Regions from separate parts of the Mus musculus genome. Here region 1 is linked to region 2. The links are chromatin loops, found by intact Hi-C in ENCODE. Cell type or tissue: heart. All regions are shown on one strand. Links, peaks and the distances in the headings refer to the core of each region. The heading gives the core; the rest is flanking DNA. Region 1 holds the start of Snrnp48 (small nuclear ribonucleoprotein 48 (U11/U12)). Region 2 holds the start of Gm4035 (predicted gene 4035).

Evidence for each region. Peaks named below come from ENCODE experiments on the same cell type or tissue, not always from the same donor. Only the 100,000 strongest peaks of a DNase experiment are listed, where the experiment ranks them.
Region 1: it touches region 2 in a loop (6-fold over the local background); 2 of 42 quality-filtered maps call a loop at or near these places.

What each region holds. Positions count from the first base shown.
Region 1 is chr13:38,203,431-38,206,340 of GRCm38, reverse strand. Snrnp48 (small nuclear ribonucleoprotein 48 (U11/U12)) reads right to left here and starts at 1,402. Exons shown (of 9, transcript NM_026382.2): 1 at 1,213-1,402. The coding sequence starts at 1,368. In heart, for the core only: a CTCF peak has its summit at 1,542; a DNase peak (open chromatin) is centred at 1,420; H3K4me3 peaks cover 1,778 bases; H3K27ac peaks cover 722 bases.
Region 2 is chr13:37,433,037-37,435,946 of GRCm38, reverse strand. It overlaps Gm4035 (predicted gene 4035), which reads left to right and starts at 826. Exons shown (of 2, transcript NR_167664.1): 1 at 826-951. In heart, for the core only: CTCF peaks have their summits at 1,502 and 1,726 (motif pointing left); DNase peaks (open chromatin) are centred at 906, 1,456 and 1,586; H3K4me3 peaks cover 1,272 bases; H3K27ac peaks cover 872 bases.

The sequences.
Region 1 (2,910 bases), core at 166-2,665, 770 kb before region 2:
TCTGACCCATCATAGTCTATAATAACCAGTACTACAAAAATTTCAACTCCCCCCATTACAGACTTTGCCACACAATAACAGCTGTCATTTCTTTACCCCTCCCCCCACTGTTACCATGACAAACTCTACAAGTGCACATGAAACATGGAAATTGATTAATTATCTGGACTAGTCTCAAAACTATCAATGTCATTTACCAGATTTTTTAAGCCAGTTACAACAGTGAGTATCAGATAATCATGTACTTCACGGTTTACTGGATAATCTGGGAGTTTTACAATGGACTTTCATATAGCGGTTAAGCAAAATACACCTCAGAAATCAGAAGGCCTGCAAGTCCCAGTTGCCAATCCCACTGGGATGTTTTTGTTTCTTCATTTGTAAAATGCTGCCAATTATTCTAGCCTCCTTGGGATACGAATTTTAAATGAAGTAACGCAGTGCCATTTAGAACGTGTTAAGTGTTAATATCACGATGTTGTCTAATATCTCGATAATAAATGAAGGAGTGGTGGGGCCCTCCATTCTCAATGGTCTGGAAATTTCATAAAATTATCAATTCATACCTCAAACTTTTTCAGTTGTCCCCCAAATCCATTTTTACAGCATCGTTACTAGGCTTTAAGCCATGAACTATATTGGTTAATTCACAACTCCAAATATACTTGTAAAGGTACAATGAAGGGTTTTTTTTCTTTCCAATTTCCACTTCAATTTTAAGACAATGGTGATTAGCTTGTACGTAAATTGCATATATCTTAAATATTTCCATCGACATATGACTTAAACCTTGTTACTGCATCATAGTAAATGAAGAGGGTATAAGAAATCACCGCGCAACGCAAATTCCCTCTATCCTGCACCTATTAAATAAGTCAGGATAATTCACTCTAATACACTCCTTAGGGGTCCGCTACTAGCTACCATTCCTTGGTGGCGCCCTTTAATCGTCCCACAATCGGTCCTGTCCGAGTGGGAAGCGTCCGGGTTTAAGATAGAGAAAAGTGAACACTGAATCTAACGCAATGCAGAATCCTTATATCATGACGAAGCAAATCGCCAACCTCAGCAGCAGCGCCCCCGGGATATGCACCGGACGAGCCCTGTCCTCCCCTGCATCGCACCGGGATGGAGAGAAGTGGGCTCCCCGGGCGCCTTTCCCACGGCGAGAAGTCAGCGGCCCGGGAAAGGCCGGGCAACCTCGCCCCTCACCTCGGCCTCCGCCTCGTCCCCGGGGTCCAGCTGATCCAGGCTCCATCCCAGGGACGCCGTCACCTCCTCCAGCGTCCGGCAGCAGCTCTCCACAAACTCGCTCAGCTCCTCCTGGAGCCGACGCCGCTCTTCCAGAGGAGGAGGTTCGGTCTCCATGATGGCAGCTCACCTCAGGCAGGAAGAGGCGGAACTGCTGGGCGCGCACGAGCTTCTGGGCGCGCACGGGCTTCTGGGAGCCGTGGGCGGGGCCCCGGGATGGCGCCAGCCTATCGGGAAGAGCCGACGGGCAGGGCGGAAGCGGTAGTTTTGAAAGGTGTTTCCACGCTCTTCTGGGTTTAGTTTGCGTAGCAGGTTAGAACTTGCGTCCCAGCTTTGAGCATCATTCCGCTGCTCCTTCGATGTTTTTAGGAGAAATTATTTATATCGGCAGGAAAGTTTAAAGAACAACACAGAAAGTGTCAGTGTAGCCTTTCTCCAGCTCATTAGCGTTTTCCCTCTTACAATTACTTCTAGATTCTTTATCCCAAATGCTATTATGCACATCCTCAGAACATTTTCCTACATAATCACAATGCATGATCAAACAGAAAATTCCTGAAACGGCTCTTCAAATTCTTTTTAAAGCAATTTATTATGTTTTAACCAATTGGCTATAATTGGTTATTATTTCTTAATTTAGAACAGGACTGGTTAAGAGCATTGACTGCTCTTCCAGAGGTGTCCTGAGTTCAGTTCCCAGGAACCACAAGGTGGCTCACAACCATCTAAAATGGGATCTGATACCCTCTTCTGGTGTGTCTGAAGACAGCTACAGTGTACTCCTATACATTAGATAAATAGATAGATAGATATATCTTTAAGAAAGAAAGGAAGAGGGCTGGTGAGATGGCTCAGTGGGTAAGAGCACCCGACTGCTCTTCCGAAGGTCCGAAGTTCAAATCCCAGCAACCACATGGTGGCTCACAACCACCCGTAATGAGATCTGATGCCCTCTTCTGGTGTGTCTGAAGACAGCTACAGTGTACTTACATATAATAAATAAATAAATCTTTGAAAGAAAGGAAGGAAGGAAGAGAGAGAGCCAGGCTCTTGGCCAGCACTTGGAAGGCAGACACTTGGGAGGCAGATTTCTGAGTTCGAGGCCAGCCTGGTCTAAAGTGAGTTCCAGGACAGCCAGGGATATACAGAGAAACCCTGTTGTGTGTGTGTGTGTGAGAGAGAGAGAGAGAGAGAGAGACTGTGCTGGGGTATCTAAGAGACCAAATTCCTGTCTGAGTTACATTTGGCTTCTCCTCCTGAGAGTGGTGGTCCTGAATTCGAAATCACTAGGTGGTCATTGGCCACACTGTATTCACTGAGACTAAATGTTAGTTCAGTGACAGTTTAACAGTTTGTAAAGCATCCTGTTAACAACATAGAATACTGTAACTCTCAGGTAGTAACATGCTGTCTTGAATATTTTTCATGTAAAAAGTGCATTTTATGATATTTTGCATATATGTCTGTGTACCACATGGATGCCTGTTGCCAGAGTAGCAGTTAGCTATGCAGTCATTTTTCTAAAAGGGGAATTTGATATAGATAAGCTCAATTCAATAAAAACCAAATATAAACATTTTTGTTTATAATAAAATTATCAAAAGCAGGTTTATGAGTCATCCTGGAACTCACCATGTGGTTGTGTCAAATAACCAATTT
Region 2 (2,910 bases), core at 198-2,697:
TGCAAAGCCTGGGGACCAATTTTCAGTGAGATAACTCCCCAACAAACAAACAAAACACATCCCAGAATCAGTAGAATGTATTTTTCAAGTACAAATCTGTGTAGCAATAACAATAAAAATGCCATTTGGTAAATACCAGGGTAGTAATTATTTTAGGTAGAGATTATGAATATGCAAAAATTAGAGGGCAAAGGTACGCTAAGGATCAAGACACTTACACAGTTTGTAACACTACGGCAGAGGACCTTGCTGGCCTCCATCCTAAGCAAGAGGCCAAAATGATCACTAGTAATGGCTAAGTCAGCAGCGAGAGCCTTCCAATACGATGTACAGGAACCTCATTCCTGTCCGACTCCTGCCACAACAGCTTGGCTTGAATTTAATCAAGAGAAAACCTCAGGCACACCCAAACCAAGACATAGTTCATCAAAAGATTGGTAGTACTCTTGGGAAGTGTCAAGGTCACGAGGGAAAAAAAAGGACCCAGCAACTTTCAAGTTTAAGAGAACTTGAGAGACACAGACAACAGATTCATTGTTTCATCCTGAGCCAGAAAAGGACACCAAGTAACACTTAAATAAGGTCTGAAAGTTAGGTAATACTAGTCCCATGTAAATGTTATTTTCTGATCTTGATTATTGCATCCTGCTTTCATCTTACTGTTCTGAGAACCTCTAAAAGGTATATAGGACTTCTTTGTATAATTATTGAAAATATTTCTGTAAGTCTGGTTTTCAAAATTGAAAGTCCAATCATCTATGTTTCTAACTATCTGGCTTGAACATCGTTGGGCGGCCAGTTTGCTCTGCCTCCTGACCGTTTGCCAGTTCGGGACTGCCATCTCTAATTAACATGCAGGGAAATGAGGAAATGGAGTTTCCAGAGCTTTCGTTGCTTTTCCAAATCCCAAAGCCAAGTCGCCCTGGTCGTCCAGCTGCTTCCTGCCTGCAGGTGAGAAAGGAGACCGAGTATGTTCTAAACTTTCCTCAGGGTTCTTCATATACACTATCAGAGACTCTAAGCACGACCTAGTGCTGAGACTCAAGGATAGAGACTTTCTTGCCTTCCACTCCCCCATTATCACTTCTTAATTTGATTATGTGATTTCCCCCACCCTCACGCTAAACTTTTAATTCTGTCTGGACACTTCATTGTGGCTTCTCCAAACCTTCCCTGTCTGAGCTGCCCTACCGCTGTTCTGCAGCGTGTCAGCAATAGCCATTTTAATGCCATCTCTCAAGAAGGACGCCATGAAACCTGTGTTTGCGTGCTCAAAGACAGCTGGGTGCTGCATCTGGACAAATATCTGGATTGAGCTGCTCGGGTGTTGGGAAAGTCGTTCTCATAGCAAAAAGAATTGGTCATTCACGCAGCATCCTTCCACGCGCTCCACTTCTCGGAGTTGGGATCGCAGTAGTGGCTGGATGGGTGCTGCCCCTCAGAGGAAGTTCGGCATCTTTTGCTTTGCTTCCTGGACCGAACGTGTAGCTGCTGGGAAAATACTTGACAGTCAAGCCATAGTTGGGAGGATTCGACAACTGGAAAGGCACAAACATCCTTTATCTGTAGGGTGAGGTTAGTTTCTGTTTGGGCTTGTGCTTTTGAAAGGAGGAAATAGTTTTCATAAGCATCAGATTAGATGCAGGAAATGTCCACAGGACAATGAGAAGCTGCCGGAGGCCGAGCAACAAGATTTTGTCGTTGATTACTACTGCCATCTCCTGGTAGAACTGGAGAACTACTGGGCAATGGGCTTGGTGGGTAAATTACGGAAGCCTGATTACCTCTCCCCAGCTCTGTTTTACAAGTTCTTAGTAGCGTGAAAGGGAAATGCCAAGAACTATCTTTTAGATAAGAGTATTTATTGGCATCTTTCATCTATCCTTGAATGATAAATATAAGCACGAGGACTAAAACTACAGTGGGCTTCTCTTACCCTTAACTGTCTGTCAACTCTGGAGAAACCCAACGTTCCCTAAGCTACTCCTCCATGAAGCTCCCAGAGCTTGGGAACATAATAAACCCAGCCCTCTCTGTGGCTTGATAGTCTCCTAGCCCTGTGCTGGTATGGGTGGGGTGGGGTGGGCTTTTTTCTTTCTTTCTTGTATAGAATAGAGTTTATTTGGGGGCATGAGAAGGGGAATTGAGAAGGGAGTAGAGGCAGAGAAAGAGAGGAGGCAGAGAGAAGAGAAGAGAAGAAGAGGGAGGAGGACAAGGAGGGGGAGGGGAGGGGAGGAGGAGGAGGAGGAGGAGGAGGAGGAGAAGAAGAAGAAGAAGAAGAAGAAGAAGAAGAAGAAGAAGAAGAAGAAGAAGAAGAAGAAGAGAAAAAGAAGAAGAAGAAAAGAAAAAGAAGAAAAGAAGAAGAAAAGAAAAAGAAGAAGAAGAAGAAGAAGAAGAAGAAGAAGAAGAAGAAGAAGAAGAAGAAGAAGAAGAAGAAGAAGAAGAAGAAAGCAGCAGCTGGCCAGGAACATGTGGAGAGAGGGGGAAGGAGGGAGGGAGGGGAGAGAGGGAGAAAGGGGTCAGAGAGAGAAAAGGAGCAGAAAGGGGAGGGGTGTTTTCCGAAAGGGTAAGCTTATCCTTACCACTCTCAAAACATGAATTTACACATCAAAGCATTTGGGTTGGGCTGGCCATGCAGATCAGTGGTAGGGTGCTTGGCCAGAGTGCATCCTGGAAAAGCAAAATGAAGTCAAAACGTAAGCCTCTTTGATTATGTTGTTCATGATACATTCAGTCAATATATGTATTTTCGGTGTGTCCTTGATAACCTAGAGTTATCAAGTTCTCTAGGTCTGCTGATTGGTTAGCAATGCTAAGAAGCGAGAAGACTCCAGCTGGGCGTCTGGCTGTAGTCTTGTCTCTGCTGCTCAGTTTCCTGTGTCTATCATAGGTGAATTCTTAGTCTGTGAG